5 separate regions of the Mus musculus genome follow, and all the other regions are linked to region 2. Evidence: chromatin loops called from intact Hi-C (ENCODE). Cell type or tissue: gastrocnemius. All regions are shown on one strand. Region 1 has its middle 120 kb from the start of Ntf3. Region 2 has its middle 3.5 kb from the start of Ntf3. Region 3 overlaps Vwf (Von Willebrand factor). Region 4 overlaps Ano2 (anoctamin 2). Region 5 has its middle 78 kb from the start of Ntf3.

Region 1 (5,000 bases), 120 kb before region 2:
AATGCAAAAGAAACAGAAGAGCTTAAGCCACCTCAGTACTTACCTCCAAGAGGTCATTTGCAACCAGCTTGTGTGTGTGCTGTTGTTTTCCTTTCTTTTCTCAACTATGACTCATTTTGTAACCAACGGCTCATGCGTTTATAAGGCTGGTAGGTTGTGTTGGCAGGATTTGCAAAAGAAAAGGCTTCCATCTATCTCTCTTATGGGAAGGCAAACTTAAATATGACAAAACTGTGGCCCTTGTTTAGAGGCAGAAACTTAGCAAAGGGTTTCTGGATCCTTTGGAGCCTTGTTGAGCTGAACAGAATTCCGGTTCCACAAATGGCATAATCTGAGTCAGACACATTGAGAAGAGAAGCGGTCCATACCTAGGCAGGGACTGGGATGAGGAGGGGCCTGGTGATGAACTGGGTCTTTTCCTTAGCCATCAGCAAACTTTCCCTATAGAGGACAGAAATAAATGCCTTCTAATGGTTGCTTGGTATGAATCAGTTCAACGGGATTTCTTTTTTCTTTTTCTTTTATGAGTGTGTGTGCTCAGACAGGCTTCTACTACAGAGCTCCAGCTGGCCTGGAACTCTCTATGTGCAACAGGCTGGCCTTGAACTCCACCAGTCTCCTACCTCCTGAAAGCATTGGGATTAAAAGTGTGCGTCATCACACCTGGTAACATTTTCTTCATATCAAAAAACCAGGTGTAATAAATAGAAGCTAAGTCTTCATCCTGTGCCTCCTCACAGCATGAAGACTTCCAGACTGGACCCACCTCAGATGATCCCACTTGTGGGAATGGAATTCTGTTCGACTCAATAAGGCTCCGGAGGATTCAGAAACTCTCTACTAAGTCCCTGCCTCAAAACAATGGTCATGGCTTTGTTGTATTTAAGTTTGGCTTCTTGTGAGATAAATGGAAGTCTTGCTGTTGCAAACCCTGCCCATACAACTAACCTTACAAATGCATTAGTCATTGATGACAAAATGAGATAGGGATAGAGAGAAAGAGAAAATGAGAAAGAGAGAAAGAGACTGAGAGACAGACACTCAAACTCAGCAGTTTCTTGTCTGATCTTAAATGGCAGTGGGAGATGTGACTGGCCTGTGGGAGGAACTTATGGAAGTGAGAATTAAGATGGAGAAGCCAAAGGATCAAATTTTGTTCTACAGTTTGAAAGCTATAACCAAGCAAAGTTCGGAGTTAGGAATTAGGAGGGGCTGAAGAGATGGCTTATCAGTTAAGAGCATGTGTTGCTCTTGTGAGGGATCCTGCTTTGATTCCTAACACACACACACACACACACACACACACACACACACACACACAGAGAGAGAGAGAGAGAGAGAGAGAGAGAGACTGACTCTTCATACATACATACATATATATTATACATACATACACATATATGCAGGCAAAAACTCCTGCAAATAAAATAATAAATCAATAATTTTAAAAGAAAAAATAAGAAAACCGTGGTATTTTATATTGGCACGTTCATTTGCCAGTTGGCCAGGGTTAAAATGCCATAAGGCAGAATTAAAGGCACTACCAGGTCCTCTTAGTTCTGATGCTTATGGCCTTACATAGTGACTCTCTGAGAATTGTGGGTAATATAAGGGAACTTCCTGGGCCAAGACCATGCCCTTGCATTAGGACTCTATACTCAGCAGAGCTTGGGCTCATTTTGTCTCTGTGTCCAGGCAGGCACAGTCTTAAGGGGTCTCTCAGCCCCAGAGCTCCCTTTCCACCATGGTGGGTGACTGTGTCCCCTGAGCCTCCATGCTCTGTGCTTACTGTAGCTCAGTTTCTCCTTCTCAGTTCTGTTGTTCTCCTTCCCCTCTCCCAGGAACCTGTTCTCTGTTAAGCTCCTGCAAAGAAGGCATGCAGCCCTTCATCTTGGGGCTGCTTTCCAGAGAACCTGACCTAAGACATGGGTATGTGAGTGGTGTATTCCCTCAGCAGATGTGTTTCTGGGCTGCTTTCATGTTGGAATGACGGCTTGGCTGGATTTCCCATTCTCAGGTCACCATCTTCTCTTTCAAAATACCGTGGCTATGACAATTAATCCTTGTTCTTCTAGGGTTTTGGAGGAATGGCCTCTGGAGCCAACTTGATGGATATTTCTTTTGAAGCTCTTTATTTCTACTGCTTTGGCTCATGTGAGATTTTAAAAGTGTTTCTTGCAATTAAAAAATATCTCACCAGGATGTGTCTTTAAGTGAGCTTCTTTCATTTAATATGCCTGACATACAAAAACCTGCTTATTCACCTTTTTGTCTCTGGATGTCTCTGGTCCATCCAGGTTGACGGCAAGCTCCCATAATACGCATTTCAACTGCCTCGGCAACTTCAGGAAAACACTGAAGTTCTAGCTGATTCTTTAGAGTATAATCTTCATGCCCACCACCTGCTCTTTCAACATTTTAGAGCTTTGTCCTATCCTCTCTACTCTGGTACAATGTCCTTCCTAGAATCAGGATGCCCCTTTTCCTCTGTCCTCTTCCCCTGACTCAGTCCATTCTTAGCCTCCACTATTTTCTGTAAGTCCCACCTAAGCACTTGCTTATATGAAGCAAGGAAGTGTGGCTCCCCTCCAAGCCCTCCTGTGGCCCTGCTGTCTGTCCTTCATTGCCTGTATCAATGGCTCTTCTACTTTATCTACAGTGTGTTTTCCAAGACAAGTTGCTCATCTAGCAAGCCAAGGCATGGGACTGGGTAAGCCCTGACATCCGCTTCTGTTCTGACACGCACAATTCTAGGTTCCCTATAGCGTGGTACATGTGAAAGGTGTGGCTCATTACAGATGACTCAGTCTTACCTTCCACCTTCCCATTTGACTCATCTTTTCAACATGCACCCTGGCCATCTGAGACTCATATGGCCATTGCCTGCCAATTCCACTCTTGAACCCACCCACTCCAATATCTAAATCTCTCAGCTACAGCAGAGGGCGCCAGAGAGCAGACCCCACCCTTCATGTGCAGCCCACTTTCTGAAGACAGCAGATGTGACCCCAGCAGGCAGCCCTACTTGCACATCTGGCCAGCTGCTTCCCCACTCTTCTTCCCTTTTCTTGTCCAGCACAGCAGCGAATGGCAATGCCACCAGGGATGAACGCTTGCAGAAGCAAGCTAGAAGTCACAGTGCAGCAGATGCTATCTCCAGAAAGGAAGAACAAGGCAACGTCCAGGTGGAAATTCAAAGGGACTGGACTGTCTGCTTGTCAGTTCAAGAACCTTCTGCTTGATGGCCCTGGCTTCCTCTCACTTCCTGTTAGTCTGATGGAGAGGCACAGAGGACAGAGGCTTCTGAGCCAGGTTGTCTTGCTCAATTAGGGGGATAAAGCCCTGAGTCCTAAGGGAGAGAGGCATTCTTTTGACAAGGATCCCACACCAGAACCTGCTCCTAGTTTGCTCCCAGCATGATGGACTCTGCTTGGCCTGTCTCGGACTCTGCAGAAAGCGTGTGTCATCTTCTATCAGGAACCACATCTGCTTGATTTAAGGGAGGCTGCTGATGGAGAAACAGATGAAGCCCCTCAATTAGGCCTCTCCACTCTGTTTCCCAGGGCTGCGTTCTTGCTCTCTCTTCACTTCCTGTCTCATCACGTCATCCTCATGCTTGGTTTTCTTAACTGCTGACACCTGCCTTCACTGTGCCCACCTGTCCCCCAGATTCTCTTGTCCTTGCCTCGATTTATTGCCTGCTGTCTTTAACAAGGCAGGGCTTCTTCTTTTCATCTGCTTCCTCCAGTGGCTCCTACTTCCTTCTTGAATCTTTTCCTGAATGCCTTTCTGTCTCCATTGCATGGTCGATCCTTAGCTGGCGCTACTAGTTTGGAAGGCTCTAGAAACTTCAAGAGGTAGGACCTACCTAGTTTGAAAAGTAGGTCACTTGAGTCTATTATCCCTGGCTCCTTCCTGTGTCTTCATTGTTTCCTGTATACCTTGACGTGAACAGCTGCCTTCTACCACACAGTACCACTACCCAAGCACGAGAGACCAGCTGCCAACAGACTGAGCCCTCTGAAGCTATGAACTAAGAGAAATACTCTTGCCCTTGAGTTAGGGCATCAAGGGAGCACAACATAGGCAGCATACATACAGCTCCTCTCCACATACATTGCTCCAAAAGGAAATCACTGATGTGCAGGTCTTGGTACCATGGAAATAGGAGTTTTTTTTTTTTTTTTACAGTCTTAGGCACCTAAGAAAAGTAACCAAAATTATAAAATACAGCTAGGATAAAGATGAATTCCATGTGTAGCCTGATGATAAAAACCACAACAAAATACAACCGTTAGGGTAATGTTACAAACCTCACAGACTAACCAAGCCATTTGTTCCTTGTGAGCTGACTCTTACATCTTTAGAGTCTTTGTAGGTGTTCTCTGTCACATCTCTGTGTGCTCTTTGCCTTCTCAGAGCAACACTGTCAATGGAGGACAGTGGGAATGCAAGTCTCAGCAACATTTGTTTCATATTTCTGATTAAAATTACACATGGAGAAAAGTTCGTTTCAGCTCAGTCATTTCAGAGGAATCTTAATAGCATCACTAAATTTAGGGAAACATCTATGGTTCTGCCATGTTTCTAAGAATGTTCCTTCTGACTTGCAAAGGGCTTCTCCTCTTTCTGTTGGACTTACAGTCCTGAAAGCCCTTTGGGGAGTCCCCGAAGATAGCCTGCATCAGTGTAGGCATCATTTTCTTTGTGGGCACTAAACTTGCTTCAACAATCACTGGACTGAAGGAAGACTCAGCCAATTGCTTCATTTCTTTCACAGCTACAAGGATTCCCTTTGGGCTCACATCTCAGCCTCCTCTATGGGGATGAAGCTACCTTGCTTGGAAATTGACATAAGACCTTGTGTGCTCTGCTGGAGACCAGTGGGGACCTCCTGTAACAGGGAATCATAGGCAGGGTAGTTACACCCCCCTCCCCCATCAAGCATTCCACAGGCGTCACCTTCTGGGATAAGAACTAAACATGTCACCTTGTTTGAT
Region 2 (5,000 bases):
ATTCATTCGAGGAAAAGATCTCAGGGTGGAGGCAAGGGTCTTATTTGTAGATTATTTTAGCTATTCATTAGATTCCCCCCCCACACACACACACACTTGATCCGAGCTGATTCTCTCAGATTTTACAGTGGTCAGAGCATCTAGATTTTGCTCAACTGCGGTCCAAGAGAAATGAAGGGGGAGGGGGGAATCCTAGTGGTAAGGGGAACCGGAGAACCAGAAAGTAGTACACCATTGCTCCTTCATTCCCTCCCCCATTCTTGCAAGGTGGAACTCAAGTCCAAGTGCCCCCTCCCCCCGCCCCCACCTCTGCCACTCTCCAAGTTGCCTCCTGTCAGGACATTTGACTCACACACAGCAGGAGAGGCGATTTGATAGTCCACCTCTTCCTTGCCTCCTAATAAAGTCTGATAAGCAACTCGCAATGTACTTTAGCAAGGTTCCAGGTTCAAAACCTGGAAATTCCTTGGAGATGCATAGGTTTGGTCCACACCCAGGAGTGCCAGAATTGCACCCACCGGTTAAGGCTGAGAGAAGCTGCGGGGCGAAAGGAGGCCAGAGAGGATGGAGAGTCGGGGGCTGCATACTAGATAGATTGTACCTGCCTCATCATTATCCTGGCTGACGGGGGCTGCCACATCGAAAATGGCCTGCAGCACCCACAGAGGCCCACCAAGGACGTCACCTCCAACGATCCCTTTGAAGGACTTCCCTCCTGCCAAAATATCTTCTTCTTCCTCCGGATCCGATCAGGCTGCAGAGTTTTCCCCTTCACCCTGCCACACAGCACTTTGGAGGTTTGGCTTGGGCGTGCTCTGTGAGGTTCTGGTTTTCTCGCGGTCTTCTGGCCCGCCCCTGCCCTCCCCCACTTCCCGCACTTGCCTCCCCCCACCCCTGCTTTCCCCCTCCCTTCCCGCCAGTCTCTCTGCCAGTGGAGTTCTAGGGGCTCATTTCTCAAGCTCCTGGTCCCGGGGCTCTACAGACTGCAACCAAAGAGGTGCTTGATTCTCTGGGAAGGAAGGAACGGGTTAAATACACGTGTGGGCTGCACCGCCGCCGGCTGCTCCCCGGTCACTGGCGGTCTGGAGGGAGGAGGGGTCTACGAGGGGCAAGCTTAAATATGAACAGTCAGAAGAAAAGGCAGCAGAGTTCGAGACTTCGATTTGTTCTGCAGATGCGGTGCACTAGCTGGCCGCCTCCCTTTGCCAGACCTGGGCGACGTCAGGAAGAGTGCATTGTTTCCAACTCAAGGGTGCAGGAGGGTCTGTCTCTGCCTGCAATCAACAGGCCTTGTAATATGAGAGGTGACACCTTAATCTTGCCAAATATGTGCGGTGTCTTGGGGGGAGGGCGGAGAATGGGGAAAGGAGAGGGGAACAGGGAGAGACTTAGGCAACAGCTGAGAGCAAAGGCTGCACTTTTGTAGAAGAACTGTGATCCACCTGCCCCCACCCCGACCCCCACCTCAACCCGTGGAGACCGCTTATCCTTTTCTTTATGTAAGACCTGACTAAGGATTTTCTTCTTCTCCTTCCTCATTCTTTCCAGCGAAGGGCTAAAGGTCCTCTTTGCCTTCAGGATACTCTAAAGGCATTTTGAATTTCTAGGAGTTCAGAAGTCAAAGAAAGATGCAGGGCAGAAAAAAAGAGGCAAAAAGGCACACTTGTTTATAGGCAGATAAAAGACTGTCAGAATTATAGCAACTTCTAGACAAACCCAAGTTTCTAACTGGAGAGTTATAGTTTTTGTAGAAAGACTCACGCTAAGAGTCATATATGTAGCTAGAGTTACTAGCATATAGGGCAGGAAGCAATAGAATGTGTACACTCCATGGAAAACAATGTCTTCTGTTAACTGAGTCGTGGACTCTCTAAACAGATGCTCTGGCTTTGGCCACCAATCTGTTGGCAGTCCCTTTGGGTCAATGGACTTGATTTTTCTCCTTATTGTATCTGAAGACCCTGGTTCCTGAAAGCAGGGTTTTGAAAACCCTCTCTCCTAAGGCAAATTCCTAGAGCTTGCCTTGGGCCTACCCTTATCTTTTGTAATAGCGCCACAGTGTGGTTGAAACTCTAAACAGAAAAAAAGGAGAAGGTGGAAAAGCTTGGAAAACTGCATTTACTTCTATTGCAGTTCAGTGGACTGCCATCCGCTTACCTGGAGTGGAAAGGGTTTCTCATGCAGCAATAGTGTGTGTATGGTGAATATTGACCCAGGAAATGAGAAAAGTGGTCCCGTTTGACCTGTAGGTGACAAAGGTACCCTTCATTATGCAGTTAGCCTTGGCTCACAGAGCTAGCTAGACCTCGTGTTGTTTCTTTTACTTGCCTTTGTATAAGTAGCGTGCCTTGGCGGATCCTAAAGTATCTCTGAGTTGCCTCTGTTGCTGGAGGGTCCTAAGGCTGAATAGCCACAACACTTGTGCTTACTTTTGCTCTCATTCACCATCCCCGAGTCACTGAGACAGCTGTTCCAGATGAGGAAGGCAGAAAGTCTACATTTCCAAAACAAAGTGAAGGCAAAAGGTGTCTGTATTAGAAATAGGAACTTAGGGTCGGGGCGTTCCATGCACTGTATCATTTTGGCTCCCCATGCCAAATGTGTTAAGCACACGGGCTAGCCTGCCAGTTAGCAGTGGTCCCCAAATGCCCTGGAGCATATATGAGACATTATTTGGGAGGATTATCCCCCCCCCCCCCCATGAGATTATTTGTCCCTGGTAGCTGGGTGATGTGTCTATGTTTATTCAGTAAGCTTAGCTTTCTCTAAAATGTCTGCCATCTTAGGAAAGCACATGTTGGCTCCAAGGACCAGCTTAGATCTAGTAGAGATATTAGAAGCGGTATTCTGCTGGAGAGATGGCTCATTGGTTAAGAGCACCGGCTGCTGTTTCAGAGGATGTGGGTTTAATTCCCAGCACCCGCATGGCAGCTCACAACTGTCTGTAACTCTAGTTCTAGATGATCTGATGCCTTCATACAGACATACATGCAGGCAAAACACCAATGCACATAAAAATAAATAAGTTAGTCACAGTCTAACATCTTTTTTGGAAGGGTTGGTTTTGTAGAGTGACAAATGTTTCACATTGCTCTCAACCTTCTCAACATTGTTTTCGGACAGGTTTCCTAGCTGATCAAAATCCATCGAGAGTTGGTAAAGTAGTAGGAGTCTCCCAGGTACATTAGGAGGACTAAGTAAATCCAGTAATTTGAAACTTACAGCATAACACCTGTCACAGTGCAAGCCCCAGGCCTTACAAGGACATCTTGGTCAGTCTACTGGTGAGGGATTCTGATCTTTAGAAAGAAAAGCATTAGCCGGGCGTGGTGGCGCACGCCTTTAATCCCAGCACTCAGGAGGCAGAGGCAGGTGGATTTCTGAGTTAGAGGCCAGCCTGGTCTACAAAGTGAGTTCCAGGACAGCCAGGGCTACACAAAGAAACTCTGTCTCGAAAAACTAAAAAAAAAAAAAAGAAAAAAGAAAAAGAAAAGAAAAGAAAGAAAGAAAGAAAGAAAGAAAGAAAGAAAGAAAGAAAGAGAGAAAAGCATTTATTAGTTGGGTTCCATGTATATTTTACTAATATAACTGTGTGCCTGTGTGCATGCACGTGTCTTCACATATGTATTTGTCTTCCCAGACAGTAAGAAGTGAGCAGAATGAGGCAGTGGACATACATACAGTTTATTTAACTTCCTAATGTGGACTTCATGAGAGAGAGAGACAAAGAGTTTAAAAATCTCATTCTATTCATTCCCCACCTCTGAGGCAGAATCACTTCCCATTCAAGAGGAAATTCCAGCACTTCCTCCACGGTTAACAGATTGCCTAGTGGATTACTGCCCTATTGTTATCCTTAATTATGTTCTTGGGCTTATGCTGAGAAATATAATGTATTGCATGGAACAACAATGAATCAACTCATTTTGTGAAATAGAACGCATATTTATAATTAGGCTTCAAAAAAATTATCCCTAATGATAGAGTGAAGGTGTGTATGCCTGCCACACAGGTGGATCTCGGAGTCACAATAAACTCTCCTGCTTTGCCAGTCACGACACGAATTCCTAACCACCCTATAAATTAGCTTTATGCTGTACCAAACTCCACTCATAAAAAAAAAAATGACATTAAGGTTTCCTAGGTAACTAATGCATTTCCAAAGGGAATAGGTCTCAGGAGACAAAGAGGGCAGGGAAAAGGATGGGGGAGGGGAAGAAAAACGTAAAAAAAAAAAAGCATTAGATTAGGCCCATGTGACATAAACAGAATATTTCACGGGGAGAAACCATAAAGTTTTACTGTGTGCGTTTGACGTAGATATGGCATTGCCATCAATTCTATCTTTGGGCAATAAAATACCCCATAGATGATCCTCCTATTATATATGCCAGTGTTTCTCCTTGCAGATTCAGTTATAGACTGAGAAACCTTGACCCTTCAATTCAACTGCTGGGCTGTACCCTTGATGAGCCAGCTAACCCGAGCCTGTCTTTCCACTCGTGTATTGAGATGTCACCAAATGACAAGATGAAAGGGAGAAGTGAGGTCATCACCATGGGCCCAGAAACCAAGAACTTCGGTGCGACCCATCACAGAAACGCTTCCCTCATACCAGAAGCGATGGCCTTTTTGATCATAGTCATTTGTGAGAGATAAGGATCCCCAGGCCTTTGGTGATTATGTCTACAGTGGGGACTCATTAGGGTGTTTGATACATCCTATCCAAGCTTTTATGGGGTCTGTGACAGTGACTCTTCATTGTTCACTTGAGAGTTTAGGATCACTTCGGAAACAGCCCCAGGGGTGTGTCTATGAGGGTGGTTCCAGGAGGTTTAACTGGGGGTGGGGGTGGGGGTGCGGGTGGGGCAAAGATATGCCTTGGCTGTAGGAAGCACCATTCTGTGGGCTGAGGTCCCAGACTAAAAACAATAGGGGCCTGCCAATAGTGAGTGGACACCAGCATGCATTAACCTGGGCTTCTTGATTGCACACACACA
Region 3 (5,000 bases), 550 kb before region 2:
GCAAGTCACCTCAGATCTTTGTTTCTTCACCTGTAATATTGGGTTCGAAGGGTATAGAGGGAAGGTTAAAGAGGGGAGTCATAGGCATTCCAGTGGCTTTGTATTGGTGTCATGGTGACCACGGTCACAGTAAGTCCATGCAGATTAACCATGGGTGACTGAAAGGGGGCTTCTCAAGTCTTTCCTGATGGTTTTGAATATTTGTGATGGGCTTCACTTTGTAGTTCGGGCCGGTCTGGAACTTACTGGATAGCCCAGGCTAATACTTTTTCTTCGTTGACAATGCTCCTGAACTTTTTGCCTGGAGCAGCTGCCATTCCTTTAAGTTAGGATATTACCTGATTTCGCCACTAGTCAGCAGCAGAACACAGCCCATGGGCCTGTTTCCCTCACTCCATCCACAGCTTTGGATCCTTGTAGGAGTCCAGGGCAGAGCCAGGATCCTTCAACCTGCCTGGTTCTTAGACCTCAGGCCAGGACACTGGCTTGCAAATACTCAGGCCTCTGAAGAATGTGTCGCATCATCGTCTGGGAGATGATGATTGATCCTTTGAGATCTAGCAGCCACATCTTTCAGACTGGTACCCAGTTTTGCTGACATTAGGGAATGGCCTGTCAGGAACTGAAAGACACAGGAAATTATTCTTAAAAACTAGATCCCAGGTACAAGGTTCCGTCTAGAGTGAGCTTCATTTTTGGACACCAGAGATTTTACGGGGCCTCATGCGTGAGAGGTGAATGCTTTGTTAAGTAAAAAGCATTTATAAGATCCAAGAAAGCCCATCTCTCTCAAAAATACTTATCATAGTCACAATTTGTCACCTAACCAGGTTCACTGAAATATGATGGGAATATGCTCATTTGGTTAATGAACAAGACTTTATAAAAAGCTTACAGCATGACAAATCCCCACAGGAAGAGTCACTCACTCGTTAGTGTGAGTTATCCGATAGGATTGCTTTCCCCTTAAACGACGTGTGGTGGGACTCAGTTACATTGAGCTGTGGCTATGGATGGATTAGAACCACTGAGGACAGGTGACGGCAAACATTTTTGGAGAGTGAGTAGTCTGTTTGGCATTCAAGTACAGTGAGGAATAGAGCAATTTCCAGAGAAGGGTAACGAAGCAGTTTTTTTCTGCCTTGTACTTGTTCTTGAGACGGACTGAGGATGAGGCTCTGAGCTTGGACAAGGCTTACTGGACAATCATGAGCTGATAGCGCTTGGTGGGTATCCCTGCCATGCTTTCTCCAGTCTTCTACAGGCGTCAGCAGCACTGTCGTATTCTCAAAGGACATGCTGGGCAGAGGTGGCTGCCTTCAGGTCAGACTTTCAGCTTCAGTGACTTGCTACATAGCTCAGTTATGGCTGCTTACCTGGCTTGCCCACTTCCTGGCCAATTCCCTTTATCTCTGTGGTTCTCAGTTGCCAGGGATTTCTTTAAGGCTTTCTCTGAGTGTTTTTGACCAGGATCTTGTGTCTATACCATCTCTCTCAAGTCAGGAAGTGTCCACACAGTGCCTGGGAACCTTTTCTTCTCCTTTAAGGCCATGTTTTGCCCACTCACCAGTCCCCACATCAATGCTGTCTTGATAGCGGCCCTTGTTTAACACGGAGCCCCTATCTTGATATTGCAGCCTGCCAGATAGTGATGACACTAAGGCAAATCAGGGCACAGAGGAGAGTGCACCCAGCTAGTGAGAACTCAGAACAGTTGTGGCATCGCTATCCTATTGAAGAGCTGGGATTTGGTGTGGTGTCCATTTGAGGAGAGCTGGGCACATAGACCCACCTAGATGAAATGGGAGCATGGAGATCCTGCAGCATCCATGCAGGGTTCTTGATAGTGGGGTGACTCTTGGAAGGGAGGTCAGCATAGACAGTATGTACACCAGGAGGCCTGGGAACCTGTTGCCACACTTGCCCGCAGGTGAAGGACAGAGAGTGTCCGTCAGAGGTGAGACACCAGGTGAGCAGGGGTAGGGTTCCCTTCTTGTAAATGCAGCCACCCATCTCCACTAACTGTAGCAGTGTGCATATATTTACCACTAGGTGGCAGACTTCAGACTGAAGTCTAAACTGACAAAGCTTGGACTTTTTTTTTTTTTTTTTTTTTTTCTTCTTCAACTTTTTATTGATTCTTTGTGAGCTTCACATCCTGTAACCCACCCATCCTTTATTGTGAGCCTTGGAAGGCTCTTGAAGGGAGATGTTTGCAGCCTCTCCTTGCTCCAACCAACTGGCTGCCTTCTCTGTTGATCTCATAGGCTTCTTGTCTTCTAAGTACTGTGGTAGCAGCAGGCTCAAACACTACCAATGATACAATGGACTGGCTTCTTTCTAGCTCTTTGTACCCATACTGCCCCACCACTTACAGGGCAAGGGACTTGAGGACACCTCCTAAGGCCGAGAGATGTGGTACTAACTGGAGAGAATATTACTCTTTCCACCCCCCAGTGCAGGGGTGTGTGTGTGTGTGTGTGTGTGTGTGTGTGTGTGTGCGTGTGCGAGCACACATATCGTTTTAAACAACGATTCTGCTATGGAAATCCTCTGCATACCTCTAAGCCCAGGATCTAATTTAATTCAAAGGTCTAGGAACTCAGGCTTGCAGGGGATCTTACCAGATCACTGGACTGGGGGATCATGCAGACTAGCTCCCTCTTCTTGCTTGCCAGGTACTACTGGAGAATAGCAGCTGTGGGCCTCCCTAGGCTGTCCCAAAGGACAGGAGAGGGTAACAGGGGAGAGTATATGATCAACGTATATTATACTACTTTCAAGATAAAGTCCCACCAGTGCAGTTATCCAGGGCTGCTTCTTGGTTGAGGTGGCAGTGGATCATGGTGGTGGGGTTAGGGTGGCCTTGGCAACTCTTCTTAAGCCCACCAAGCCAGAAGGTCTTGCTTCCTTCCCTACCCACGTGTCCCTAGCAGACCCAGGAAGTGTAGCAGGCTACAGAGTCTCTTCCCGAGGGGTTGAGGAAGGAGGAAGGAACCTCTGTGGACAGCGTGTCAGAGCATTGAGACTAGAAAAGGTGACCCTGGGAGAAGCGTCACCTGATCCCACATGTCTTGGACATGATTTGAGTGTGGCTTTGCTATGTTTCCTTTCTCTTCAGTCCTTGGAGGAGTCTAGGGTGCTAGATGCTTATTAATTCTTGTCAAACATGACATGCATTTTCTTCAATTATGGATATAACACCCACTTGTCAAAGAACATTTGGGAAAAAAATAAAATTAAAAAGGAAAAAAATGCCCAGTATCCTTTATCCCAGCTCACTACCTGGTTAACATCATCATCATCATCATCAACAACAACAACAACAACAACAATGACGTCTATATTCCATATGCATGAAATTTGGTTCACATGTGTGTACAGTTTACTTCTCCATTTTTGAAAACTAACAGCTTAGCTAGGCATCGCTCACCTCGTTAAGGAGTCCTCTGGAAGATCCGTTAGCACTCCGCAGCAGACCAGCTCCCGGGGAATCCTTAAGAAGGGCATCATTTGCCTGTCTCTGAACACTTGACTCTTGCTTTTTCCCAGTTCACTGGTAAATAATTCTCCTTTAGTTGCCATCCACACTCCCATGCCCTCTGGAGACACTGTCTGTGTGACATGGCTGTGTCTGGTGTATATACTCTCAGGGCTTCTGACATGGGTTTCTGAAGTCTTTGCAAACGTGTCCTAGGTTATGACACCCAGCAGGATAGAGGCAGGCGACAGGGAGACACAATGCAGAAGATGCCCATGTCTGCCGCACCCCGGCCTGCTATTGACTCCTGCCCTGGCTACTTCCTTGCTGAGGTTATCCCTGGCTCAGTGTCTCTCTTCACGCTGGCTCCTGGCAGACTTGAGCGCCAGGACACATTCTCATCGTGGCTTGATATCAGTCTCTGTGGCCCTTGACACACTTGAGTTCTTCTCCTCTAGGTCCGGCACGAAAACAAGTGTGTGGCCTTGGAGCGGTGTCCCTGCTTCCATCAGGGTGCAGAGTACGCCCCGGGAGACACAGTGAAGATTGGCTGCAACACCTGGTGAGCCTCTGGGGTGCCCGCCCAGGGGCCCTCCATCATGCTAGTACCAGGATCTGTGGGACACAGGACTTGACACTTGTCCTCACACCCCATGGGAACCCCAGTGCTCTTTCCCTTGCTCTGCCTCTGTTTCCCCATCTGTGAGATGCTCTTTCCCATTACTGCTCAGTCACACTCTTGCTCCCTACAGATGGGCGACTCTGCTCTGGGAGGATCTTCTTCTACAGAGGCCCTTGCAGTCAGTGACCTGGCTGGGTATGGGGTGGGTTTGGAAAGGTCCTCTCAACTCTCTGTCTCTGTCTCTCTCTCTGTTTCTCTCTTGCCTTCCCTCCCTTCTTCCCTTTGTCCATTCTTTCCTTCTCTCCTCCTCCTCTCTCTCTATTTATTTTTATTAATTGTACAAGGTAATCATTTCATAGACATTTACATACATGCATATATAATGTACTTTGCTCACACATTCTCCAGTGTCATCGTCCCTTGGCCCCCTCCCTACTCCCACAGTTCTTTCCCCTCCCCCGAATACTTCTCCATCTACTTTTGTATCTTCTAAATAAATCTGGACCCTACCTATGAGAGCAGACATGTTAATTGTCTTTCTGAGTCTGGCTTAATTAGCTTGGCATGATGGTCTCCAGGCTCCATCATTTTCTGTGCAGATGATGTGTTCTGTTTTTCCTTAAGGCTGGATCTCAAGGCCCATCTCTTCCCACAGGCTCCGTGTGCTCTGAGAGTGGGCTTGAGGGCACAGGGGTTTGGGAGGCATAGGTTTCCTTCCGCCTTCTCTGACTATCCTTCATGGGCACCCCCTTCCACTCACCCTTTTAATCCTGGGCTATAGACAGTCTTTGAGGCCATGTGCCTAAGGACTGAGCTCACCACCTCTGACGCACGCACGAGTGGGCTTCCCGAGATCAGCTCTGGTTAAGGGCAGTGAGGGGTGGGACATGCGGCTAG
Region 4 (5,000 bases), 300 kb before region 2:
CCTAATCCTGTTTCACGGTTGTTATAATCCTTAGTAGGCTGAGGTTATTCGTCTCCATTTCACAAAAGGTTACAGACTCTGATGATGGAAAAATACCTTCTTACACCATTCTGAACATTCCTCCTCACACACTTCCTCAGGAGGCTAACATTTGTGCTGGTCCCATCGCATGCTCATGTTTGTTCCTGCTTGGGACTAGGTCACACATTTGTAAGGCAGCCCAGTAGGGTATAAAAGGACACCCCGTACTTGAAGAAGGAAGGAAATTCAACCATAGTGTGATGCTTTATTCATAGCCATGTGTGTCTCCTACCAACCATATGGATGTAGCACATCCTGAAGAGGTTTCCTCAGGCATCATTCAGTGCACGTACCTCAGAGATGATCTTTCAGTGCTCATACCTCTGGGATGATCATTAGCTTTCTGGGAAGTTTATAGTAATAGAGAGCTACCTACTTCTTTGGAAGATGGCTCATTTATTCTTTCTTACCATTTGATACAAGTAAACACAGCCCTGATGCTTCAACCTCTGTCACTGCAGCAAAGAGATGTGTGACCACCAGAATGCCTTCACCATGTGTCCCCTGTGTGACAAGTCCTGTGACTATTGGAACCTCAGCTCAGCCTGTGGGACTGCACGGGCCAGTCATCTGTTTGACAATCCAGCCACCGTCTTCTTTTCCATCTTCATGGCTCTGTGGGGTAAGTGGTCATCACAGTGTCTGCTCAATGGGGACGGTCCTTAAACAGGCACAGTGGCCAGGAGTTGAAGGTTGTAGCCGTCAAATTTATTTAATTCAGTATTTTATACCTTCTTTGGTGATATGTATGAAAGGAAATTGGAATATCCATCATGGCTCTTGATGTCCTCTCTTAGAGGAATAATGTTGACTCCACACTGGCCTCATGTATGTATGACTTATGGGGATTTGAACCTGTGTGTGTCCTAAACCTGCTGGCAACCCATAAGGCACTCAGTGCCTTTCCTTCACTTTGTGAAGCCATAGGGAGGGTGCAGTACAGAGATGAATGCTGGTGTGTGCCGCAGTGGGAGGTAGTTGGTGTTATGATGAGCTGACATTTGCTCTCCTGATTTTCAGTTTCTATGCTTTTTTTTTTTTTCTGCACCTGGTATAGACTGGGAATATTTTATTTAATATAAAGGTGATGTTTTCAATATTCTCACCAAAGGTATTTGTGAAAGAAAGAACAAACAGTTCCTTCATTTTCCCCTTCCTACATTCTCCCTGGAGCCTCAGCACAGTTAACTTGGTCTGCATTGTGCTAATCTGAACACACACACACCACCCTACACACACACCCTACACATATACACACCACACTTACATACCACACACCACACATCCAGACCACACATACACACACCCTATACACAGACATATACACTACACACCACACACACACCACACCACATCATACCATACACCATACAGACATACACATTACAGAACACATAGAGAGACAGACACATCATATCACACCACATACAGCATACATACATAATGCATGCACACACATGCACACCACACCACACAATATACACCATACATACATAATGCACACACATACCCCACACTTACATACACACATATACACACATAAACACCACACACATACCACACACACATCACATACATACACACACACACACCATACCACAAAGACACCACATATCACCCACTCTGCACACCCCACCTACCAACACATACAGATATACACATATGATATCTATATCTGTATATAGTCTTACAAACTGGGTCACTCTTAAGTATTTAAAACGAAAGCAAATCAACATGTTTCAGTCCATTAGTCACCATCTGGTATGTACTCACTGGTGAAAGTGAAGGGCTATGTCCAGCCACTGTGTCAAATCTCAATGGACCACTGTCCTACTGCAGAGCCCACTGATTTATCCATACCTTGTCAGGGTCTCGAGGACCTGCCACGGTGGGACCTGAGTCATAGATTCCTAAAAGATAAGGAAAGAAAGAGGAAGACAAAGAGGAGGGGAGAGAGAGGAGGAAGAGGGGAAGAGGGAGGAAGGAGAGGAGGAGGAGGAAAAAGAGGAGGAGAAAGAGGAGAAGGAAGAGGAAAAACCTATTCTCAGTAGCATCCTGGGAATAAGAACTGATTTTCCCCATTCCCTGTGGGAATCTCTTGGGCAGAGACAAAGCTTGTCTGGAAAGATTGTGTATTGCCAGGTTGCCACAATACGCCTCCAGAGGGCACTCTAGCTTTTAGTCTCAAGGGACTCCCAGAAGTACCTGGGCAGCCCTTCAAAATAGTAGCATATAGGAGGAGGTGGAGCTTGTAATCTGTAGCTTTGCAGTTATCAATCAGCAGAAATAAAAGTAGAGATCAGCTTTCTGCCTGGGAAACCACAGGCACCTGCGTCCCCTGTCCAGCACAGCATGTGCACCTCTGTCCCCTGCCCAGCATTGAACCAATCAGGAACCCAGACTACATCATTAGTTTTGGATTTAGTACAAACCAAGTTCCCATTCATTTGTCTTATTGATCCTACCCCCGTGGAGTTGCTCTCAGGTTAAAGCCTAGGTCCATGGTCTCCCTTGAACTTTCCTGAGACACACCACTCCCTGCAGGAAGTGAGGTTTTTCAGCTACATCTCACAGACTCATGCTCCAACAACTGCCCATGGTCTGCGTTCAGTATCTTCGGTAAACAAAGTCTCATTTATTTACTGCTCCCCGCTCTGGAAAAGTACAGAGGTGGGATTGTATCAGGGCTTCTTGGTGTAGGGAAAGAGTTTTTTTTTCAAAGCAGCCTTGCTGTGTTTTATGTGATTATGTATTTAGGTGGAGCAGCCAAGCGCCTTAGGCATGATTGCCTACAAATTACAATTAAAAATTATAGTAATGCCTCTCATTACCATGATTATTATGATTAGTGGCACAGTGTCGGGTGGCCCAGGCTTGTCAGGAATGGGATGGAAAGGAGAAGTTCTGAGTAGAAAGGGGCTCAGGTCAGGTGACAGTGAGATGAAGATGCTTGCATCATGAAGACACTAGTCTGCAGAGTCCCAGCCTGTCAGAATACTCAGCCCAGAGCACTGCAGATCTAGCATTAAACTGGCGAGAGAACGGAGTCCTAAGTGCAATGAGAAAGAGCTAGGCTCATAGCTCTGAAGAGAGGCAGAGAAGGCTGTGCTATGGGTTAGACGGTCTTCAAACCATCTCCACTCTGTTCCTTGTCAGTGAGTCCCAAAGCCATTGACTACAGAAATGGCTGATAAGACCATCCACCCCACTTCCATGAACAGGCTAATTTGGAGTTGTGTGTAATTCTGCACCTCAGTGGCAGAATTTCCACAGGCAGAAATTTGCTACCAATAAAAGCGAAGGCTCTGAAGTTACAAATGGTATCTTTAACTAGTTTTAGCAAGAATGGATTCAAGGTCCATATTTACTAAGTGTTTCCTGAAGCCAATGCTCTTAGCCACAGTGGTGCCTTGCTACTTTAGGCATGCTGCTTAAGTGGTACCCCCTCCTGGGTGAAATGATACTCACTGAAGTATTCCTGCGACTTAGGATGAGTCTCGTGTGTAAAGCAGATAGCTTAGTCCCTAGTATAGGTGTTGTACTGAGTGAGCTGGTCCTCCCTCCCCTGAAGGACACCTCTGCTCATTATTCTCTGGCTTCTCCTCTGCATCTTCACAGTCAGCCTCTCTCCTTCCATGGAGAGGCTAGTAGAGGCACTGCGAGTTCCACCCTATGTATGTCTTCTGCAGGCACTGCAGAGAGTAACAGGGCAGTGTCTCCAGGCCAAAGTCAGTCTCAGGAGGGAAGAGGCACTCACAGGAACAAAGCTTCAAGTTCACAGGAGAGAACTACACACGGTAGCAATATGATGTAGCTACAAGCAAACACATGCACCTTTGAGTAGCTGCACATTTAGCCTGCCCAAGATTATGCTCGCTTCTGTGATGTGCCAGAGTTAAATACAGGTGGTCAGGGTCTCAGGGAGCAGTTTTAATCTAGCGACAGCACCAGAGACCTGACATGGCAGCCAGAAACCCATCATGGTGTTCGGTGAGGGGCACCTGACTGGTAGCATGGACAAGGCAGAGCTAGAGAGATGACTCTGGGGACTGTCACATCCCTTCCTTTTTAAAATGTCCAGATATGGAGATAGGATTGGGGGGGATGACTTGAGTTAGGCCAGGATGGGATGAAAGAGGAACCTGCAGGGTGAGATGGGAAATGGGGATGTTGAATGTGGAGGGGACAGAAAGCAAGTAGGGCAGGAGTGTAGGTGGGAGGCATGTTGGCAAACGATGGAAGAGGTCCAGATCAAGGTCTGAGCTAGACATACATAGTTCAGTATCCAGAGAGAGTAGAGAGCTTAAAGATTCATGACCAATACAAATGCAGATACTCAGCCAACCATCACACTGAGCCTAAGGACCCAATGGAAGAGCTAGGGGAAGGACTGAAGAAGTGAAAGGGGATTGCAACCCCATAGGAAGAACAATATCAAGTACCTGGACCTCCCAGAGCTTCCAGTGACCAAACTACCAACCAAAGAGTATACAGGGAGGGATCCATGGCTCCAGATACATATGTAGTAGAGAGTGGCCTTATCTGACATCAGTAGGAGGGGAGGCCCTTGGTCCTGTGGAGGTTTGATGCCCCAATGTAGGGGGATACTAGAGTGGTGAGGCAGGAGTGGGTGAGTGGGTGGAGGAACACACTCATAGAAGGAAAGGAGAGGGGGAAGAAGGGGGATGGAATTGGGGGGGGTTGTGGAGGGGAAACTGGGATGGTGGATATCATTTGAAATGTAAATGAATAAGACAATTAATTAAAAAAAAAAACTCCATGAGTTTAGTCAGGGGAATTCATTTTCCCTTTTCCCAACCTGCTGTCCTTGCCAGAGTCCATTGATAGAATCTACTTCAGATGCCTCCTCCAGCAGAAAGCATTCCTCTCTGGATGCCCACAGCTTTTGGGCTATGTTG
Region 5 (5,000 bases), 81 kb before region 2:
AGGAGTGGGGTTGGAGCCCCACCCTGTGATGAGAGTGATATAAACACACAAGGCAAAGGTCTTGCATCGTGAGAGAGAGGTAGAATCAGGGCCACGCTTGCAGTTTGTCTTCTCCAGGCAACTTGTCGCTGGCTGGACCCAACGTGGATCTGGCTATCAGGTAAACCACCTCTATTCCTGACAGAGAGCTGAAGCCCAGATAGGGGAAGCAACACAATTCCAGATGGCTCCAGGAGAATCCAGAGATGTCTGAGAGATAAGAAGAAATGTCTTCCCGCCTTTGACAACATAAAATGAAAGCGCCTTTCTAAAGAAGACAAGAAGACCAACTAACATACTCAATTATGGGAGAGCACTCTGAGACAGCAAAGAGGATTCTAGGACTAGATAGAATAAAGATATATTTCACAAAGGAATCCAAAACTGAGATGAAGGATGTTGGGAGGCCACCCAGTGTCCCCATGCTGCCACGTGGAAACCCTAATAGGATTTGGGGTTGATGGTTCTTAATTAGCTAGCCAACCTGAAGGAAACAATTGACACCATTTTTCTTCGCTGGCAAGGCTGTCTTTACTCACCCTCCTCTCTGCTTTGCCCTGTTCCATTTTCTCCATCTCTTCCTGGACAAATTGCATAGTCCAGGCCAATCAACAGCATTCACTGACTTGCATAAGATGTACTCACTAAATACTTTGTTCTATCTTAGGTGCTTAGAGCTACAGACCTTTCCCCCAGGGTACTCTCATCTCATGACCATAGGCAATCAATGAATGGTCACAACACGTGTCCCAAAGGAGGGGGTGCAGTCAGGACAGGTGATAGAGCACCTGGCTAGTGACTACGCAGGTGGCCAGAGAAGGCACCCTGAGGAAGTAACTTATTTATATATTCATTCACTTTTATTTTGTTTTATGTGTACACATATTTGGTGTCTGCGGAGTCCAAAAGAGGGGTTCAGATGCTCTGGAACTGGTTTTGTGCTACCACATGGAGCTGGGAACTAAGTCCATGTACTTGGCAAAACAGCAAGGCCACTGAGCCATCTCTCCAGGCTCTTAGCCACTGAGCCATCTCTCCAGGCTCTGTGAGAGATGCAACCTGAAGACAGATCATTCCAGAAGTGCTGGGGGCTAAGCCTCCTACAGAACTCCAAGGAAGGGCCTAATGGTGGCAGGCTGTAACCTGTCACCTCTAACACATCACAGGTTTAGCTCCAAACAAATAGTTTTCAAACATTTTTTTAATCCTCCTGTGAGAGACAAACCTTGTCAGAGTTGGCTCAGAAACTGTTTGCGTGTCTGTCTCAGGGAATAAACTCCAAGACCCCTGAGTCTCAATGGCCCTGAGTGGAGCCAGCGCCCTGGTGTGTGGAGCAAGAAAGACTTGAACCCTGGAACCGCATCCAATCCCCCCCCAACCCCAGTAACAAGATCTCATGGCCTTGGCAAGCAGGCCCTCTCCCCACTTCCCTCTGGCTTCCCCTCCTTCCCACTGGCCCTGGCCCTGGCCCTGGAACTCTTGGATGGGCAGAACAGCTGCAAGGAGGGATCAGCTTTCAATGAAACAATAAAATACTCCTGCATATCCCTAGGAGTATGGCATTTATGACTAGGGTGGGCTGGCTTGCTTGTCCAGACACCCCCTCCCCAATTCCCAGGCTTGCCAACTCAGACATCCACGTATCCATAGCCAATCCTTAGAAAGTCCTCACAATCTGGTGGGAGTGGGGGGTGGGGCAGGCGCACACAGGGCCCTGGAGGACCTTGGTCAATGAGGTGTCAGTGCTTATTGGTGTCAGAGGCTATGCAGCCTCTAGAACAGTCTGCTCTCCTGTAATCCCTATGGTCCTGCCCTGTGCAGACAGCTGCCTAGGGCAAGCATTCAGTTCTGTGGTTCAAAGATTGGGAATCCCTCCTTAGCTGGGGAGGAAACCAAGTGGTTCCCATTCCCCAAAAGCACTGCATTCACCCCACCCCTTTGTCTTCAGACCCTTCTCTAAACGTGAAGTCCTTGACTTCCTAAGTATCCCAGGCATACACAGACCCCATGATTGGACTCTGAGTACTGATGCCCTTCCCACCCAGCCACTCCCTACCCCTGTTCACAGATGTCCAGAAGGACTTCTTCCCAAGAGCTCAGGGTCTGATACTGCAAAGCCCAGGGATCCAAACTTGGCAAAGCTTCCACAGTCCACCCTTGGTACCTCAATGGTAACCCAGAGCCTGCTACGGAGTCTATGGAAGTGTTTTGTGTGTTTCCTCTCATTTTGTCTTTATTGTTTTATACATACTAATGGGAAGCTGAGGTTAGAAAGCACAGATCTCATAAATGTAATACAAATAGGAACAAGGTAGGTGTTACTGGGCAGACTCACAGACGACCAAAGGAGTCGCAGTCTGAGGCTCATTAGCAATGACCAGATTGACTTTGCAACACAAACCAGACATGTTTGGGGCAGTCAACCCAGAATGCTCTTCACTGGGATCTCCACACAACTCACTTGTCACTGGTCACATCTTGGTCTATCTATTCCTGACCCTCCTCTCCTTTTGAAACACAACCCTGCACCTAACCTCCACCCACATCCCGGGTCCTCTGTACTGTCTCTGATTTTGTTTTCTCTCTTTCTCCCAACCTCCTTGCCCTTAGCACTTACCACATCTAGCAATATGCCTGAACATATCATTTTCCACCCTTCTGCATTACTAGACTGGATGGTATGTGCAAGGGGTATGCCAGACATCTAGAAGGTGCTCAATAAAATCTGCTGAGTGAATGAATATGGAATACAGCAAAATCGAGGACGTAAATATGCTTAAAATGCGCTGCAGATATCATAAAAGGTGTGCCTAGAAGCAGGAGTAATTATGATTTTACGTGTTCTTTTAGATTCCTGAGAAAACATCTCATCTCTGTGCCACATAGAGCTTTTGTGGCAATAACTTTTGAGAAGCTGACTCGGTACACAGTTCCAGGATCATGCTAGACATAACAGAAGAGGACAGCTTCAAACAAATTGATCCTTGAGTTAGGAGAAACACAGAGGATGGGATTTTCTAAGGCAGGGGACTGAAATCAGGGGGGGGTTTCTTGCGGGTGGCAGAGTGACCTGCTTTGCTCTATTGCTGGTTGACGTTTGGCTAATGAGGGCCTATTTTTGCAGCAGACCGCTGTGGATCAGGGATGGTCTGAGAACATCGTGGCTGAATGGAAATTTTCACTAGGTATTTCCTGGTTGCCCTTTGAGGTGGGTAAAGCTGCCTTTGGTTCTCAGTCAGTAAAGTTTTGCAGCTCAGAGTCTCCCTGGAAAGCTCACATGACTGGAAGCAGGAGATTGGACATGCTGCAAAGGGAGAGCTCCTAACATGGCCCCAAAGGAAGGAGGTGGCAGCAGACTCTGACACAGGGACAAGGTCCCTCCCATCCACCACTATTTGTCTGTGATTCGCTGCGTGATATGCTTTATAAATTCATTAGGGATCCTACACTGGGGTCGTTATGATGTGCTAGGCTCTCTGCTCATCACAGTGCCTGAGACCCCTTGCTTAGTGCACCTGTCCCATGTTATTGCCAATGGGTGCTTTCTCTCTACTAGAAATGAGGGAGAAGAGGAGGAGGAATAGAGGAGTTAACATGGGCCAGTTTACACGGCTCCTGCCAGATGGAATTGGTGTCCGAGTTCCCTCCAAGGCCCACATCCACATCTACAGTCACATCTTGTTGAGCAACTGTTGTCTTGGCTCTAGAGTCATAATGGCCACAGGTCATGTAGGGACACCCAAGGCAACTCCCTCTCTGCCTGCACCAAACAACTCTCACTGCATCGAATGTGCAGTGTCTGAGTGAGTGCCGTACATGGGGGTTCCATGCGAAATAGAAGCCAAAATAAACCCTCGAAGACGAAGCTGCTGAAGGGCGAATGAGCAAAGCTGACATCCAAAGTCAGAGGCCATTTTCACTTGGTAGACCTGGTGAACACAGAAGACACAGTTTCCAAGCCAGTGGACAGCCAGAAGACCATCTCAGGAAGCAATTGCCACTTCCTACCTTCTCTGAGGCAGGGTCTGTTGTTGCTCATCATTGAGTTCACCAGGCTCCATGACCTGTGAGGTTCTGGAGATTCCCTGTCTCTGCTTTCCATCCTGCCTTAGGCTGCCCGTGTGTGAGGGTCTCCGGCATGCTAGGTACTACTGATGCTGGCCTGCAGGTCAGGTGAGCTGAGTGTCAGGGCAGGCACAGGGATGGGAGAGGCAAGGCGCCGGGCAATCACACAAGCACTGTGTGTAGAAAGACCTGGGCATGGGTTTTAAGGGTTTTGTCCTCAGCATTTTGAAGCTTTTATTTATTTATTTATTTATTTATTTATTTATTTATTTATTTATTTATTTATTTATAACAATGTCTACCTTGTGCACAGTTTGCTCTTAGTCTTTCCGATTCCATAGATGGTTTGTATGAGGAGGATTGTCCCAGCAGCTAGTAAGGTTCACCTTCTCCCTTCAGGAAAAAAAACAAAAAAAACAAAAACAGAAAACAGAAAATGTAAAGGATGGCGCTGAGAAGATGGCTTGTAGCACATTGTGAGGACTGGATCTCTAGAATTCACATATGTGCTAGGAGATGCAGTGGCTCATCTATCCTTACATCACCTGGGAGACTGAGATGAGGGGTCCCTGGAACAAGCTAGCTGGACTTGACTAGAGGAATCTATGGTGAGCTTTAGATTCCTCGTGTGAGGAACCCTGTTATAATGCATAGGCTGGAGAGTGAGCAGGGAGGACACCTGACATAAACCTCTGACTCCCACATGCATGTCACATACACGTGCATTCACACATGCACACACGCATACCACACAAACATACAGGAGAAGTATTGGAACAGAAATGAATAAAAAAGAGGACCAGAGCTCCACAAACGAGGGTTTTTTGTGTGAAGGTCCTTGACAGGAGCCTGGGACCCCTGACTCTGTGGGAGCCAGAATTTCCCCTCACCAGTCC

Evidence for each region. Peaks named below come from ENCODE experiments on the same cell type or tissue, not always from the same donor. Only the 100,000 strongest peaks of a DNase experiment are listed, where the experiment ranks them.
Region 1: it touches region 2 in a loop (11-fold over the local background); 8 of 42 quality-filtered maps call a loop at or near these places.
Region 3: it touches region 2 in a loop (8-fold over the local background); 18 of 42 quality-filtered maps call a loop at or near these places.
Region 4: it touches region 2 in a loop (13-fold over the local background); 18 of 42 quality-filtered maps call a loop at or near these places.
Region 5: it touches region 2 in a loop (2.0-fold over the local background); 3 of 42 quality-filtered maps call a loop at or near these places.

What each region holds. Positions count from the first base shown.
Region 1 is chr6:126,043,146-126,048,145 of GRCm38, forward strand. No RefSeq gene overlaps it. Among named protein-coding and RNA genes, the nearest start is that of Ntf3, 120 kb to the right of the region's middle. In gastrocnemius, a CTCF peak has its summit at 2,944 (motif pointing right); a DNase peak (open chromatin) is centred at 2,975.
Region 2 is chr6:126,165,935-126,170,934 of GRCm38, forward strand. It overlaps a transcript of Ntf3 not described here. Among named protein-coding and RNA genes, the nearest start is that of Ntf3, 3.5 kb to the left of the region's middle. In gastrocnemius, a CTCF peak has its summit at 2,072; DNase peaks (open chromatin) are centred at 1,119 and 2,031; H3K4me3 peaks cover 1,501 bases; H3K27ac peaks cover 1,921 bases.
Region 3 is chr6:125,620,600-125,625,599 of GRCm38, forward strand. It overlaps Vwf (Von Willebrand factor), which reads left to right. Exons shown (of 52, transcript NM_011708.4): 19 at 3,940-4,043. Among named protein-coding and RNA genes, the nearest start is that of Ano2, 68 kb to the right of the region's middle. In gastrocnemius, CTCF peaks have their summits at 341 and 2,044 (motif pointing right); DNase peaks (open chromatin) are centred at 405 and 2,012.
Region 4 is chr6:125,866,467-125,871,466 of GRCm38, forward strand. It overlaps Ano2 (anoctamin 2), which reads left to right. Exons shown (of 25, transcript NM_001364562.1): 12 at 543-703. Among named protein-coding and RNA genes, the nearest start is that of Gm24947, 15 kb to the right of the region's middle. In gastrocnemius, a CTCF peak has its summit at 2,229 (motif pointing right); a DNase peak (open chromatin) is centred at 2,269.
Region 5 is chr6:126,084,960-126,089,959 of GRCm38, forward strand. No RefSeq gene overlaps it. Among named protein-coding and RNA genes, the nearest start is that of Ntf3, 78 kb to the right of the region's middle. In gastrocnemius, no CTCF peak of the experiment used is centred here; no DNase peak of the experiment used is centred here; H3K27ac peaks cover 826 bases.